Regions from separate parts of the Homo sapiens genome. Here region 1 is linked to region 2. A link is an interaction called in ENCODE POLR2A ChIA-PET data of the cell type or tissue named here. Cell type or tissue: OCI-LY7. All regions are shown on one strand. Region 1 overlaps LTBP1 (latent transforming growth factor beta binding protein 1). Region 2 overlaps LTBP1 (latent transforming growth factor beta binding protein 1).

Region 1 (8,000 bases), 130 kb before region 2:
GTGGGGGCTCCTGCTCTGGGCAGGGCTCCTCGCGTCCTCGGCGCACGGCCGGCTGCGGAGGATCACCTACGTGGTGCACCCGGGCCCCGGCCTGGCAGCCGGCGCCTTGCCCCTGAGCGGGCCCCCGCGTTCGCGGACATTCAACGTCGCGCTCAACGCCAGGTACAGCCGCAGCTCGGCGGCTGCCGGCGCCCCCAGCCGTGCCTCCCCCGGGGTCCCCTCGGAGAGGACCCGGCGCACGAGCAAGCCGGGCGGCGCGGCCCTGCAGGGGCTCAGACCGCCGCCGCCGCCGCCGCCGGAGCCTGCGCGTCCCGCGGTCCCCGGCGGGCAGCTCCACCCCAATCCCGGCGGCCACCCGGCAGCCGCCCCGTTCACCAAACAAGGCAGGCAAGTTGTGCGCTCCAAGGTGCCGCAGGAGACCCAGAGCGGCGGAGGCTCTAGGCTGCAGGTTCACCAGAAGCAGCAGCTGCAGGGGTAAGCCCACACCCCCTTCCGCCCGCCCGCCCGCCTCGCGCGCACCGCCCGCGGAGGGACCTGCGGGGTCAGGGCCACTCGGAGCCCCGCGGTGGCCAGGGCGGTCGCGCGCGGTGGGTCGGCTTTCTCCTCCCGCCTCCGCCTGCTCTGGGCGCCGCGGGAAGAGGGGAGTGCGGGGAAGCCCAGGAACTTTTACTGACGTGAAACTCCGAGTGCATTGTTACCGAGCTGCGGGTAAACACAAAAGGCATTTCTGCCTGGGGCGTAACCTTCTGCGCGCAAACCCAACTGCTTCTAGAAGATGGGCGTAAACTTGAGGTCACTACAGTTTAATCCCTCAGCATCAATTAAACTCTGCAACTGAGTTTTAATTTTGGTCTAGCTAATGAAAAAAATGTTTCGAGGGCGGGCTAGCCGTAAAGATCCAGCTCCTGTTCTGTGGCCTGGAACTTTGCAGCATCAGAGAAATCATGGGCTTGGACTTCGCTGCACCTGTGGGGTCTGCTTTCCTGGGGTGGGGTGTCTTGGTATTGATAAAAGTTTTGGTTGGAATGTTTCTGTTACTGGGCGCTCATAGTGCCTTCCCGTTGTGGGAATTCATCTCAGGTTGGGGTGTAGGGGAAAACTTGTTTTGCTTAGTTGGCATGTTTTTTTCAGGGGTGATTCCAGGCCATGTGCCCTCACTCCTTTTTGGACAGTTCTCTCTGAAACTCATTTCCAATTTAAAATGTTGGCCCAGATAATAGAAAAAATAAATTTGGCTCTACTGTAATTTGGGGGTAAGAAAACCATTTGTTGGGCCCTGTTCTCCCTTCCTGTATAGCCCTAGGTTTATGCAGGCTTTTTGGTTCTCCCAGCATTCCCTGATATATGTATGGGCCTTGCCCCTCTGCTTGGGCAGCTTTGGGTTGGGCATCCAGGGTACCTGTTAGGACTCTCTCTCATCCAGAGGGTTGCAGAAGCTGGAGGCTGGCCTTTCTGGAACATGCTGGAAGCTTGGGTTCTTGGGAAGGGGGTCTTTCTGCTGCTGGACTCAGCGATCTTGCTTTGTTTCAGGGTCAATGTCTGTGGAGGGCGGTGCTGTCATGGCTGGAGTAAGGCCCCTGGCTCCCAGAGGTGCACCAAACGTAAGTTGCCATGTTCACAGTGGCCCTGCACAGTAGGCAAAGTGGGGGGAGGTGTCCACATGGGGGCATCTCACAAGGGCCACTTGAAAGGGCTCGGGGGAAGTTGAAGTCTGAAATACAATCCACCCAGGCTTCATTACCACCTAGGAAGGGCTGGGTCAGGGTAATGTTAGTATCAATGCCAGCAGCAATACATTGTACAGAACCGTGCTGTGCATCCAAGACTTCTCTGAACTCAACAGAGATATTCATCATTCTGGCACATCTGTGAATCAGGAGCTAGGAAAAAAATTTCCATTTGAGGATATGCCATATGGCAGAACCAATGTAATTAATTTGAACATGATACCAACAAATGAAAGACATTCTTTACGGTGATGGCAGGAGGGGCTTGGGGAGTAGAGGGCCCTGTTCTGGAGTACAACATCAAAGTTTTTATAGCTTCCTGAAAACAGCAACCAGAATCCTTCATCCTTGAGGCCTGATGGTTTTCTAGAATGCACTTCTCTGCTGCTCTTCAGAACTGATGGATGGGGTTCTCTGCAGTGCTTCTGCAGTTCACATGCATGCCCAGCAGTGTTTTTTAAAAAATGTGTTAATGATGCATACAGATTTCAGAACACTGGAAAATTTTTCTCCTATGCATTGTGAAATTAAAGATCAGATTAAAATGTATTTTGAGGTTCTTCTTGACGAATTGATGCTATCGGGTGCTCATTGGACATAAAGGAGCCTTACCTTCCCCCTCAGAAAAAGTGAAGCATTCTTAGTTGTTCTTTGCATAGAGATTGAGGCATTCCCATGTGGATTGGAATTGTCCAAAATTTCTGCTGCTTGGATTTTAAAATACAGGTGGATGAATTTTAAAAATTTTGGATACAGTCAATCTGGTGACCTTGTTTGTTGAAAATGTCTTCAATCCTGAAGGAAACAGAAGGGTTTTGGCATAATGGCCTTACTTTTGTAAAAAGGGAAATGTCCACAGGTTTTATGATGTGTTATGATCAAGCAGTAATTGCAGACATGAACAGTCTTCTGACTATTGAACTCAAACCACTAGATCAGAAATGCTCAGGGTTCTAGGCATTTTAGATTAAGTCATAATTTTTCATTTTGTAACTTCTTAAATTATACTTGTCAGAAATGTGTTAGCATTTGTTTAGAATTTAGCATTGCTCAGGCCAAATGACATGTCCCCTCTCCCCTCAGTAACTCATTCTGTCCAAAACCTGCTATGATATGGTTTGCCTGTAACATGGAGATAACTCGTCTGTTAACAGCACCACTGCAATGGGATATTGCTGAGTAAAGGTTAAAAATACGGAATAGGGCCTGGTGCGGTGACTCATGCCTGTAATCCCAGCACTTTGGGAGGCCAAGGTGGGTGGATCACTTGAGGCCAGGAGTTCGAGACCAGCCTGGGCAGCATGGCAAAACCCCATCTCTACTAAAAATACAAAAAAATTAGCCAGGTGTGGTGTTGTGTGCCTGTAATCCCAGCTACTGGGGAGGCTAAGGCAGGAGAATTGCTTGAACCCAGGAGGTGAAGGTTGCAGTGAGCCGAGATCGCTCCACTGCACTCCAGCCTGGGTGACAATGACTCTGTCTCAAAAAAAAAAAAAAAAAAAAATTACCCAGACATGGTGGTGCATGCCTGTAATTGTAATCCTGGCTACTCAGGAGTCTGAGTCAAGAGAATTGCCTGTACCTGGGTAGGGGAGATTGCAGTGAGCAGAGATTGTGCTGGGCGATGCAGAGAGACTCCATCTCAAGAAAAGAAAAGAATTCAGAGCAGGATTTTACAGATAGGCAGAAGCTCCTTGATGCCTGTTGGAGAGAATGCTCAAAGGCTTTAATAAGTTTGCTTGGCAAATGATGCAATTGAGTGCTGTCTCTGAAAAGAGGATAGGCCCCCATTTTCAGGTTGCTTGGGGAATTCGGGGATCCAAAGATGTTCTAGAAGATCCCAAGATGTTCCAAATCTTGGGGAATCTCTTCATGGCTTCCTGCTTCTGCAGGCAAGAGAGGCAAAGAAGTGGGTGCCTAGGTTTAGCTGGGTTTGCCCCCTGGTAATCCAGAGAGAGATCACAGAAGACTGCTGGTCAGAAAAATCAGTGTTGAAGTTACTTACAGGGCTCTAGAGGAAGTTGCTATGTTGGTTTAATCTTACGGTACCTACAACCAATGCTTCCAGCATTTGGCTTAAGTTTTCCTGCTGGCTTCTAAGAGGTAGCCCTTGGACAGTACCAGCATCTAAGCAATGTGACATCACTTTCCTTTTCTGTGGTTTTCAGCATTCAGAAGATTAACCTTCCTGTACTTCCCAGTTTAACAAATGAATTTAGGTACAAATGCTAGAAACTTAATTCACAGCTCTCTTCAGAAATAATTATGTTTTTAAAAGGCATGCTGGGGTAGGTCAGCGTGCGATCCAAAATAATGTATCTCTGAGGTGGATATTTAAAAGAGGGGACTTACTTTGCATGTGTCTGGGAGATCCAGGGAGCTGAGAGAGCCTTCTACCTTCAGATGGGACCACTGGGGCTCCTGCTGATGCTATAAACCTTGTGTCCATGGCTGAGTAGTGTGATGCCAGGAAAGACCCCCGGCTTTGGGGTCAGAAGACCTAAATTCAAATGCTGCAGCCCTCACTAGCTGTGTGGCCTCAGGGAGTTCACTTGACCTGTCTGGCCTGTATTTTCCCACTCAGAAATGACTGTGCTAAAATCTTGCCTTCTTTATAGGATGGTTGCAGGTATTAAGATGAAAAAAAATGGGTATGAAAGCCTTGGTGAAACCAGAAAGATTAATATTAGAGATTAGTATTGGATCAAGCCAAGTAAATTCTATCTCCTTTGTCGATGATTTGGTTTTCTTCTGTTTGTGGTTTCCTCCTCTCACTTCCTTATTATGCGGAGATTGAACAATTACACTTGGGTATGGTTTATTACACATAAGAATACAAAAACCAATGATACGCCCACATGAAGTTCCCCCTTATAATAGTCATCATAAAATATGCATGGACATTTAAATGTATAACCCAGGATGTCTTCTAATTGTCATTACATGTTGAAGATAATGAAGAATTTGAGTTTATATAGGTCATGTGCAATTGATGCGAAAAAAATTTCTGTGTAAGAGGTTGGAAGTGTTCATGTTGTTCAGTATTTGCCTAATCCAGTGAAGAAAATAAGGTATCCCTTTGAGAAAGCCTGGATTGTTTTTAGTTGATTGAAACCTAATTTAAATGGACCATGATCAAATGCTTCTGAAGACTAAAGATTTAGTGAACCTTAAATTGCAAATCAGAGAGATGTGAACAAGCAAGCGGCAGACTCACACAAGGGCAAAGAATGGATATGTGCACTCACCAAAGTGGTCCTCTAGGCTGTAGCTGCCCAGTCACAATGTAGAGATGCCTGGTTGCATGTTAATGTTCCTTTTCCAGACACCATTTGTATGTGGATCCCTAGGAATCGAAATTATCGTGTGGGATGTGTCATTTTAGTTAATATTGGATGACTCTTGATAGCCTTACCTGTTTTGGACAAAAGAGATGGAGAGATGGACCACATTTGTGCTCTTTCCAAGGAATTAACACTTAAAGGAATGTTTTGTGGGTTAGGGACTTTGTCTTCCAAGTGGGGCATTAAACCCCTGATGTGTAACATTTTTGCCTCCTATCATTTTTGTAGTTTTTTTTTTCTGCGCCCAAACTGAACCTCCCCCCATGCCCTGCATTGGTTCTGCCAGTCTTTTTGCCCCCGTCTCAGGGTAAGTGCAGGCCAGACAGAGACATTGCCGGTAGGCTCAGCTTTAATGAGAAGACTGGACACGGGAATAGGCAATACAAAAGAATGAAAGAGAGGAGAGTGAGGCTGGGCTGGCAGGGTTATGGGGTAGAGGGAAGAGAGATGATGGCAGATACGAATCCAAAGCGGGTGCCTGGCACATTGCAGGCCTTCCATACACGCATGGATGGTTCTTTCATTTACTGTTTAGCTTTTACCATGTGCCAGGTTCTATGAATAGAGGAGAAACACAGCCAGCTGTAGGGAGTGCAGGTCTGTTTTTACTCACTTAACTCGTGGCACATCAAATGACTTGTTCTCTCCTTAGAAAGAAACAGAAAATCGATATTCCATTGCTTTTCCATTGGCATTCAGCCCATGCTACTTTTGGGGAAAAAACCCAACTCTAGACATTTTCCTTAAATTATATGCAAAGGAGACAGAGTCACATGCACCCTTGGTGCTCAGAGATGCAGTGGTGGATGGCATCATCCAGGAGGGTGTGATGTGGCTGGAGTTCAGGTGACCTAGAGAACGGTCTCAGGCTGTCCCCCATCCCTCTTGGCTTGGCATCGTGCTTGCCAAACTTGGGAGTCGAGCCCAGAGTGATTATATATTTTTTTGTATGCCTGCTATGGCCATTGGCAGCTGCTTTGCCAATAGATCTGCAGTGAGGTTTACCATGACAACTGCTAGGAGGGCCACCCCGGCCCCCATGTGGGAGGGTCAGCTGGAGAATCTTGTCATGTGACACAGACAACCTCGGTGAAGAGAGAGGAACCCAGAGGTCAAGTTCACACTAGGTCAAATATGTGTTCTCGAGACTAGTTAAAATCCACATTTAGGAACCATAACACTGTAATAGTGCTTAAACCTTCATGATGAAGCCCTCCTCCGGCCCATGGGCCTGCTGAGGATGCCGCCCGCCCCCTGCCTGCTCTGCTTTATCGAAGTTTTTGCTGCCCAGTGAACCCTGGGCCCTTAGGAAGCCTGACTTGTTGAAAAGACCTTTGACAACCACAGGGTTTTGCTGTTTCTGACCCTGTTATTTGTTGTCTTGGATATTTCAGACGTACTCAAACATGTTCGAGAGCTCAAATTAAATTTTCCTAAAGTGCAGATTTTGCTTCCCAGTCCTTCCTAGCAATGAACAGAGGCGACTTGGAGTGTGAGGGCTATGTCACCACCCTTTTAATACGGACCAAAATCAGGTCCAGCAGAGAGGAGCTGCCGATGGGGTGGGGGTAACTTGTGTGGTGCTGTGGAGCTTACAGAGAGCATTTTCTTGATCTTCACACCCTGTAGTGTCATTGAGGCAGGGATGCTTTATTAACCCTATTCCAGACAGTGGGGCAGTGCTCAGATGCCACTGCAGATCTTGTGGCTCTTCCTACTGCCCTGGGCTTCCTGGACATCCAGTGCTGTGACATTCTTTCTTGAGGTCTTGGTCTGAAAACTGTCCTGACAGTCCTCAGTTATCTGGATTGGCTTCCACTGCCTAACTTCACATCATGATTTTCCAAGCTATGTGAGTTTTCTCGGGCTTCTGTAACAAGTTCCACAAGCTGGGTGACTTAGAACGATAGAAATGTATTGTCTCACAGTTCTGCAGTCCAGAAGTCCAATGTCAAGGTGTTGATAGCGTTACTTCCTTCTGAAGGCAGTTCTAGGCCTCTCTCCTTGGCCTGTAGATGGCCGTCTCTTCCCTGTGTCTTTATACATTGTCTTGTGTGTGTGTCTGTCTCTGTGTCCAAATTTCCCCTTTTTATAAGGACATCAGTCATACTGTATTAGGGCCTCCACTCCCCGCCCCCCCCCACCAATGATCCCATTTTACCTTGATTACCTCTGTAAAGAACCTATCTCCAACAGTGGTCACATTCTGAGGTACTTGGGGTTAGGACTTCAACACTTTGTTTTTTTTTTTCTAGGGGGAGTACAATTCAATTCATGATGTAAGCCTGCAGATGCCTTGCACATAGGTTGGAGAGATGGGCTATTCAGAGTTGGCTCATTCCTGGGGCACTTGGGAACCCTAGCAGCTGACCCAAGGATGGGTGGGCGGGGCTTTGACTGGGCCCCTGCCACACAATCTGTGACTGTGGATCTAATTTGGTTACTTTTCTACTGCAGCAGCTCTGGCTGCTCCAGGGGGTGTTAGGAGAGATGAGGAATTGGCCACAGGTAATTTTGGTGATGCCTCTGGCCATTTTTACTGGGGCTCTTTTAAAGAGATTCTAGGTTGGTGTTTCTTACACATGAATGTCCAGCGGGACCACTGGAAGGGTTTGTTAAAATGTTGAAAGTTGTTAAATTCAACAAATTGAATCAAAATCTTTGGGGTTTTTAACAAGCATCCCAAATCATGCTGATGGAGGTGGCCCACAGTTTGAGAAACTGATCTGGAAGGAACTCAGTCCTGGGCAATATTTATGACCCTTTATGTGGGAATTTAAAGGCCAACCTCAACGCTTAGCAATTTAGAGAAACCTCTCAAGCAAGGCAGGAACCCTCTAAACATTGGGATAGCTCGGATTTGAAGAATGTATATACAGTCAAAGATTGCTGCACATGCAGTTTTTACATCCAGTTTTTCTTTAGTTAG
Region 2 (8,000 bases):
GAGAACTGCAACGCTTTTTGAAGAAACCTATCATACATTTATTTTTCTTAGTTTTTCTTTCTTCTTCCCTTTTTAACTGGTTTTGAAGTTTGGAAATAATTAAATTTTATTCAGTCTCCAAAGTTGCTCTGAAACATCAGTTTTTCTTCTTTCTTTCTTTTTTTTTTGGACAGAATCTTGCTCTGTTGCCTATCCTGGAGGGCAGTGACACAATCTCAGCTAACTGTAACCTCCGCCTCCCAGGTTCAAGCAATTCTTGTGCCTCAGCTTCCTGAGTAGCTGGGATTACAGGTGCCTGTCACCATGCCCGGCTAATTTTTGTATTTTTAGTAGAGACAGGGTTTCACCATGTTGGCCAGGCTGGTCTCAAACTCCTGACCTCAGGTAACCCACCCGCCTCGGCCTCCCGAAGTGCTGGGATTGCAGGTGTGAGCCACTGTGAGTTTCCCATTTTTGCTGAGTTCAGTATTCAAGCAGGAGATGTGAAACTACTTGGCAAATTGTAAGGTGATATACAGGTATAAGTCATTTTGCCACTTTTTCCATTAGTTTTGGTTGGCCAAGTAGTAGCATTCTGCACATTTTATTTCTGTTGTGAGCTAATGGTCTGAAGTTGAAGTGCAGATCGTCCGAAACTGTATAATTGAGATGTTGATTATATTTGGCTTCACAGAATTCTAAAAAGTAGATTTAACGTATATGTTGTCCTGAACTAAATATAAGCTGGCACTTCATTAACATTTAAGAATTGATAGAAAAGAGACGTAGCTGCAAACCGGGGCTGATCTGCCCAAATGCAGCAGCAATGATTATTTTGCCACCATTTTCTTCTCATCAGTCTCCCATCTCTTGTCATGGCCTTTTTCACTTCTTCCTCTAGCAGTTTCAACTGACTCAGTTACTTTCTCTAGGCCCTGTACTAGGGTAGAGATACTGAAAGAGCTGGTGATACCTGCCTTAAGAAGGGTCAAAAAAAGGCCGGGCATGGTGGCTCATGCCTGTAACCCCAGCACTTTGGGAGGCCAAGGTGGGTGGATCACTTGAGGTCAAGAGTTCGAGACCAGCCTCGCCAACGAAAACCCTGTCTCTACTAAAAATACAAAAATTAGGGCTGGGCACAGTGGCTCACGCCTGTAATTCCAGCACTTTGGGAAGGCCGAGGCAGGCAAATCATGAGGTCAGGAGATCGAGACCATCCTGGCTAACACGGTGAAACCCCGTCTCTACTAAAAATACAAAAAATTAGCCAGGCATGGTGGCAGTCGCCTGTAGTCCCTGCTAGTCGGGAGGCTGAGGCAGGAGAATGGCGTGAACCGAGGAGGTGGAGGTTGCAGTCAGCCGAGATCGCACCACTGCACTCCATCCTGGGCAACAGAGCGAGACTCCATCTCAAAAAAAAAAAAAAAAAAAAAAAAAAAGCACGTTAGATGGGCATGATGGCACCTGCCTGTAATCCCAGCTACTTGGGAGGCTGAGGCAGGAGAATCATTTGAATCTGGGAGGCGGAGGTTGCAGTGAGCTGAGATCACACCACTGCACTCCAGCCTGGGTGACAAAGTGAGACTCCGTCTCAAAAAACAAAACAAAACAAAACAAAAAATGGATAAAAAAAAAAGATGTTGTGGTGGTAAAATTTCAGATAACAGATAGATGGGGCTGGAGAGAGCCAACTGCTGAGCATCTCTAAAACCTTTCTTAGACACCTGTAATTCTAGCTCCTCAGGAGGCTAACTTTATACACAATGACTTAAGATGTCAAGGAAAAATTAGCTTTGATTCAAATATTGTGTATGATCCTCACATTGCAGGTTTTCGGTGACCTGTGGATAATTGAAAGTTGATACATGATTTAAAAATATTTTTTGGGGGGCAACATTTTCTAAAAGGTAAACCTTAGGTATACATTTTGATTTATTACTAACTTGACATTCCAATATTTAAACTTCAAATTTTGAAATACAATAAAGTTACTCCTATTGTAATTTAAAATATCTTGAGATAGCTGCAAAAACCATCTATTTGTTGGTCCTATCAAAGAAATTGATATTATTCAGCTATGAGAGTTATGCTGGAATTATGTTTGTAAAAAATTCCTTCCCACTTTCTTGGCAAGATGCAAGAATGATGGGCTGTAAAATTGAACCGTTAAAATGGCCTTATGCGTGTTTGAACCAACATCTGATTTTGAAGTTACCCAACTGCCTGTTACCAATTTACCTACTTTACTGGGTGTTATGTTTTTGTCAATGGGGGTTATTAAATTTAATACTCTAAGTAAGTGATATAATCCACACTTTTTAGCACACGATGCTATTCTGATAAAAGTCACTTCCAGGTACTTGTAAGTGAAATGCTTTAGCAGGCAAATTCTTCTAAGGGTGTTTCTTTTCCTAATCAATATAAATGTGCTTCTTTATTTTTCTAGGCATTAGGTCCTCTTTTCAGGCTATGAGATATATGTTGTTCAGCTATTATTTGCATGCAAGAGTAGACACCAAAAGTTTCTGATTTCTTAGTAATAAATTAAACCTCTTTGAGCTGTTGAAGTTATTATTGCCCATGTGCAACAGTAAAAAGGAATATTAAGGTATGTTTGGAGTTGTATGTGACAACCAAAATGAGTGATTGAGGTATAAGTCTCAAATCATTGAGGTTTATTGAGCAGGATCGGGAGCTCACCAGGGAAAAATGTGACTTACGGAAGAATCTGTGACTGGTTTTTTCCAAAGAGGTTCATAGGAGGTTTAGTATTTATACATTTTCCTTAAAAAAGAAGGTAGGGTATGGCAATGGGGCAATTGATTATGTACTTGTGAGACTTTAGTTAGATCTACATTTTATGTGAGAGAAAGTGACCATTTGAAGAAGAAGAGAAGAGAGGAAGGAGAGGTCTCAAGGAGAGGTGAAGGAAGGATTAATCTCATCTTGTCTTTGTTCTGTACCTGGGAAGACAAGCTAGTAGTCTTTTGGAAATGCTGGTTTCTGTTTAGCCCTTAGGGAAGAAAACCTAATGACTGTTAGCGAGGGAGGGGGTATCATGAATTATGTCCTAATTTCCCATCCTTTTTTTTTTTTGAGATGGAGTTTCACTCTTGTCACCCAGGCTGGAGTGCAGTGGCGTGATCTCAGCTCACTGCAACCTCTGCCTCCCGGGTTCAAGTGATTCTACTACCTCAGCCTCCCAAGTAGCTGGGATTACAGGCCCGCACCACCACGCCGAGCTAGTTTTTGTATTTTTAGTAGAGACAGGGTTTCACCATGTTGGCCAGGATGGTCTCAATCTCTTGACCTCGTGATCCACCCGTCTCGGCCTCCCAAAGTACTGGGATTACAGGCATGAGCCACCGCGCCCAGACCCTAATGTCTCATCTTTTTATGGCTGTGACTTCAACTTCCAAGAGTTCTGTGGCATTCCTTTGGCCAAGAGGGCATCTGTTCAGTGAGGCGAGGGGCTTAGAATTTTATTTTTATTTCTCATATGTGTTTTGACTGTAAGTGGTTAGGAAAGATGAATTTTCGTCTCTCCTCCTCTGCCAGTTGAGATATACTTCTAGGGCTAGAGAGGTGATATTGCTGTTTTATAGGGAAGACAAGTCGTGAATTCTAAAAGAGGACACTGTCAGATGTGATAGTGTAAGAGGGCCACACGGCTATGGAGAATGTTCCATATAAGCTTCACACACTGACAACCTGGGCAGTGCTATGCTAATCAATGGGAAGGTTGTTGTATTGCTGCTTTAAAATTATTTCCTTGAGTCCAGCTATAACTGGGATTCCAAGGAATTACTAAGGGGGATACAAAGCTTTCTCCATTTACTGATTTGCTTTTGGAAAAGCGTATAAGTCCGTTCTTGCCCTGCTATAAATAAATACCAGAGACTGGGTAATTTACAAAGAAAAGATATTTAATTGGCTCAGGGTTCTGCAGGCTGTACAGGAAGCACGGCAGCATCTGCTTCTGGGGAGGCCTCAGGAGCTTTTACTCGTGGCAGAAGGCAAAGTCAGAGCAAGCATCTTCACATGGCCAGAGCAGGAGGAAGAGAGAGGGGGGTGAGGTGTCACATACTTTTAAACAACCAGATCTTGTGAAAACTCTGTCACAAGACAGCACCAAGGGGATGGTGATAAATCATTTATGAAGAGTCCACCCCCATGATCCAGGCACCCCCGAACCGGCCCCACCTCCAATATTGGGGATTATAATTCGACGTGAGATTTGGGTGGGGACACAGATCCAAACCGTATCAAAACGCATTGTTGTTTTTTACTTTTATTTACAAACCAAGCCCAAAACTCTCAAACATTATATTGTTAAAGAAAAATCCTGTTGAAATTGTAATAACAAAAATTGTGTTCGCTTTTGAACAAGATTACTTTTGCAACATCTTGGTGGGTGTAAACATTGAGGTTTAGGCAAACAAAAGGTCGGCAGCTTGGGTATCAGTCCACTGAAAGCAGGATCCGAACAGGAGGGGAAGTGGTGAAGCGGGTGAACTCACCCTTGTAGATTTTGAGGTTGAGTGGCTTACAGCATGTTCATTCAGGAAGAGAGGCCAGTATGCAGTTGCAATTGCTTGCAGCCTGGAGGAAGGTCACATCTAGATGCATAAATTTTGGAGACAATTTATTTGTCACTGATGCCTTTGGAGACGGTTGAGACCCTTCATTAATCATGAAATGTGATAACTGCTGTTGTAACAGCATGAACTTGGTGTTAATCACAGAGCCAATATTATTAAGTGATGTTAAGTGTTGGGAACACAACCAGTATTTTCTCTTAAGGAAATGGGAAGGCTGTGTCTCTGACCTCACAAATAAATATTCTGGAGGGTGGAGTTGACAGAATTTTAGTGAAGCAGGTATCCAGTTAGCACAGGCCCACAGTGCCAACCAACTATGAATTTTGAAGCAGTTAGACCTTACCTAAAATTAGCTGTGCTGTTAAAAGAGTGAATAATAATGCTAATAATGTGACCAGAACCACTGATATTAAAGCCAAGCTTATCTTGATTACCTGTGTTTTTACTGTGTGAGAGGAATAATTGTGGGAATAATTATCAGGAAAAAGTTTGGGGAACAGTAAACATTGTTTATATGGACGATTATGTTTAATTCAAATAAGAAGCATACAATAGGAGTATTTATAATCCAGGCAGATTTTATAGTCACAGTTTAACCACAGGTAAGCTTGAGTTAATTTTAATGAAATTCTTTAATGTATATTTGTCTTTAAAAGTAGAAATTTAAGAGTGGCATATCACTAAGCTGGAGTCTATATTACATAGTCAGCTCAATAAGGTGATTACCTTTGCCCTCCTGTGTTATTGGGATAGAATAATTTTTCTTTTCTTCTCTTCTCTTCTGTTTTCTTTTCTTTTCTTTTCTTTTTTTTTTTTTTTGAGACAGAGTCTCGCTCTGTTGCCAGGCTGGAGTGCAGTGGCACGATCTCGGCTCACTGCAAGCTCCGCCTCCCTGCTTCAAGCGATTCTCCTACCTCAGCCTCCCGAGTAGCTGGGATTACAGGCGCACACCACCACGCCCAGCTAATTTTTGTATTGTTAGTAGAGACGGGGTTTCACCATGTTGGCCAATATGGTAATATTTCTTTTTATCCTGTTAATTTTATTTTCTTTGTATTGCCATTCATATATTCCGACCAGTGTTGTAATACTGTTTATTTAACAATATTAATGAAACACTTTGCATCAGGCACAGGAGATCCAAAGATGAATAAATGAAGGTCTTAGTCCTCAAGGATGAAACATTCTAATGGAGAAAACAAATGAATAAGGCAGAATCGCAGGACAGGACAGTACGTGCTGTGATGGAGAGTATCACAGTGAAATGGGAACACACACATGGGGATGGAAGAAGCTTTCTGGATGTTTCCAGCTGTATTGCACTAAAACAACACCAGCAGATGGGATATAGCAATTCATTTATTCAAACTGATCATAGAGCTTAAAGAGCTAGGCAATTTGGAGAATTAATACAGAATTAATATTAGGAAATCCAATGTTAATAGAAAGGGTGTGTGTGAGATTAGTGGTGGTTATTCAGGCATTTCCATTTTTACCATATGATAAGATCTGAACCTTCTGAAACTTGTAGTAATAGAAGGACCCATTTTTCCTTCTGTGAAGGACCCATTTTTCTAAATAACCAGTTGCACCCTGCTTTCTGTGGCACTGCAGACTTCTCCCAGTTCTGGTCCTGCACCCTCTAAAGGTGACAAGGCTGTCCTGGACTGATGGAGCCACCTGGGGCCATCAGCCTCCCACCTCCTTTCTGGCTTCTTAGGAAACCTGTCTGTTTTTCTTCTGTTTACACACTTGCAACACAGTTAAGTTTCCAACAGATTGCCTTTTCTTTTCATATGTACATACGTTCTTCTTAATCCATATGCTTCTTTACTCCTTTTGACTTGCTATTCTTTCTTTCTCTGTGTTCCAAATGTAGACTAAAAAACTTTAACTATGACTAGCAGCAATGAAAAGAATGTAAATGATATTACTGTGTTAAGAAGGCAGAGACCACTTTTTTGTTTTGTTTTGTTTTGTTTTTTTGAGACAGAGTCCCCCTCTGTCACCCAGGCTGGAGTGCAGTGGTATGATCTCGGCTCACTGCAACCTCTGCCTCCCGAGTTCAAGTGATTCTGCTGCCTCAGCCTCTTGAGTAGCTGGGCTTACAGGTGTGTGCCACCATGCCTGGCTAATTTTTCTATGTTTAGTTGAGATGGGGGTTTCACCATGTTGGCCAGGCTGGTCTCAAACTCCTGACCTCAAGTGATCTGCCTGCCTTGGCTTCCCAAAGTGCTGAGATTACGGGCATGAGCCACCACGCCCATCCCAGACCACATGTTTTAAACTAGAACCAATGTCCCCATTTGTTTAAGCCCTTGAAAAGGCCCTGGAGTCCTGCTTAAATCTTCTATGTCTTTATCTGTTTGTCTGTTGTCTACTTAAGTCTAATGTTCTTCTTTTTATAATATCTGTGTTCAAGATAAAGAGAATCTAATATTTCTATTTGTCAAATCTTTAAAAAAGTATGCATTCATATTATTGTATATTATATTGTATTTTATAGATAGCACTGTCTCTGTGAAAGACTGTTCTATTTCAAATAACTGACATAGCAATCTTTGAAAGCAGTTTTTTTCTTTACTGATTTGTTCATGTATTTAATTTTTCCCATTTATTCCCTGAATAGTTACTGAGGCACTGTGTACTGGGATCTCAGCTGAAAAAGTTATACTGGATGCACTTAAAGATTTTGTTCTGGGATAAATCTTGCACATACATACACTTTCTTCATGTACTTTCAATACACACATCAATGTATAGTATATATCATGCGTATATACACACACATATATGCATATATGGTAGAGGAGAAAGAGTATTTTCCTTACCCATTGCAAGGTTCGTGGCTGAGGCATCTATAATAAAAGACAGGTTAATAAGAGAAAAGCGTATAGATTTATTTAATATAAGTTTCATTTGACATGGGAGCTTTCAGAAGTGAAGACCCAAAGAAACAGGGAAACCTCTATATTTTATGCTTAGATTAGATGAAGAGTGAACTTTTGTGTGGAAGTATGATTGGACAAAGGGGGTATGATCTAATAGTAATATACTGGGGGGAACTTAGCAAAGCCCCTTTGTTCAGTTCTTCTTGGTGTCTCAGTGTCTTTGAGGATCAGAATGTTTCTTTCCTCTGGGTATAGGGAGGATGCCTCTGGAATGAAGATTTTAGGACCGGCTTCAGGGGAGAAGGGCCAGGGAAGGTGAGAGTGACCTTCCTGCTTCTGCTGTTTTTTTAAATGTCAAGGTGCCATATTTTGGGGTAGCCTGTCCTAAACTCCATCAATACCTATACACAGATATACATATACACACATGTGCCCACATGTATGGACACACACGAGCATACACACATGCACACACACATATGTAAAGTGGTATTTGATCTAGGAATTGAAGGATGGGTCAGAGTAATTG

Evidence for each region. ChIA-PET counts read pairs that join two places held together with the same protein. Peaks named below come from ENCODE experiments on the same cell type or tissue, not always from the same donor. Only the 100,000 strongest peaks of a DNase experiment are listed, where the experiment ranks them.
Region 1: POLR2A ChIA-PET joins it to region 2 with 5 read pairs; 2 of 35 experiments call an interaction of 5 or more read pairs at or near these places.

Annotation. Positions count from the first base shown.
Region 1 is chr2:32,947,345-32,955,344 of GRCh38, forward strand. It overlaps LTBP1 (latent transforming growth factor beta binding protein 1), which reads left to right. Exons shown (of 34, transcript NM_206943.4): 1 at 1-474; 2 at 1,531-1,601. Among named protein-coding and RNA genes, the nearest start is that of LTBP1, 4.4 kb to the left of the region's middle. RefSeq lists silencers at 1-152, 373-422. In OCI-LY7, a CTCF peak has its summit at 7,048 (motif pointing right); DNase peaks (open chromatin) are centred at 427, 717, 2,117, 4,527 and 1 weaker place; H3K4me3 peaks cover 5,101 bases; H3K27ac peaks cover 5,383 bases.
Region 2 is chr2:33,073,479-33,081,478 of GRCh38, forward strand. The region is part of intron 3 of LTBP1 (latent transforming growth factor beta binding protein 1); the gene reads left to right. Among named protein-coding and RNA genes, the nearest start is that of LTBP1, 130 kb to the left of the region's middle. In OCI-LY7, a CTCF peak has its summit at 1,679; DNase peaks (open chromatin) are centred at 1,688, 4,013 and 4,503; H3K4me3 peaks cover 3,010 bases; H3K27ac peaks cover 7,020 bases.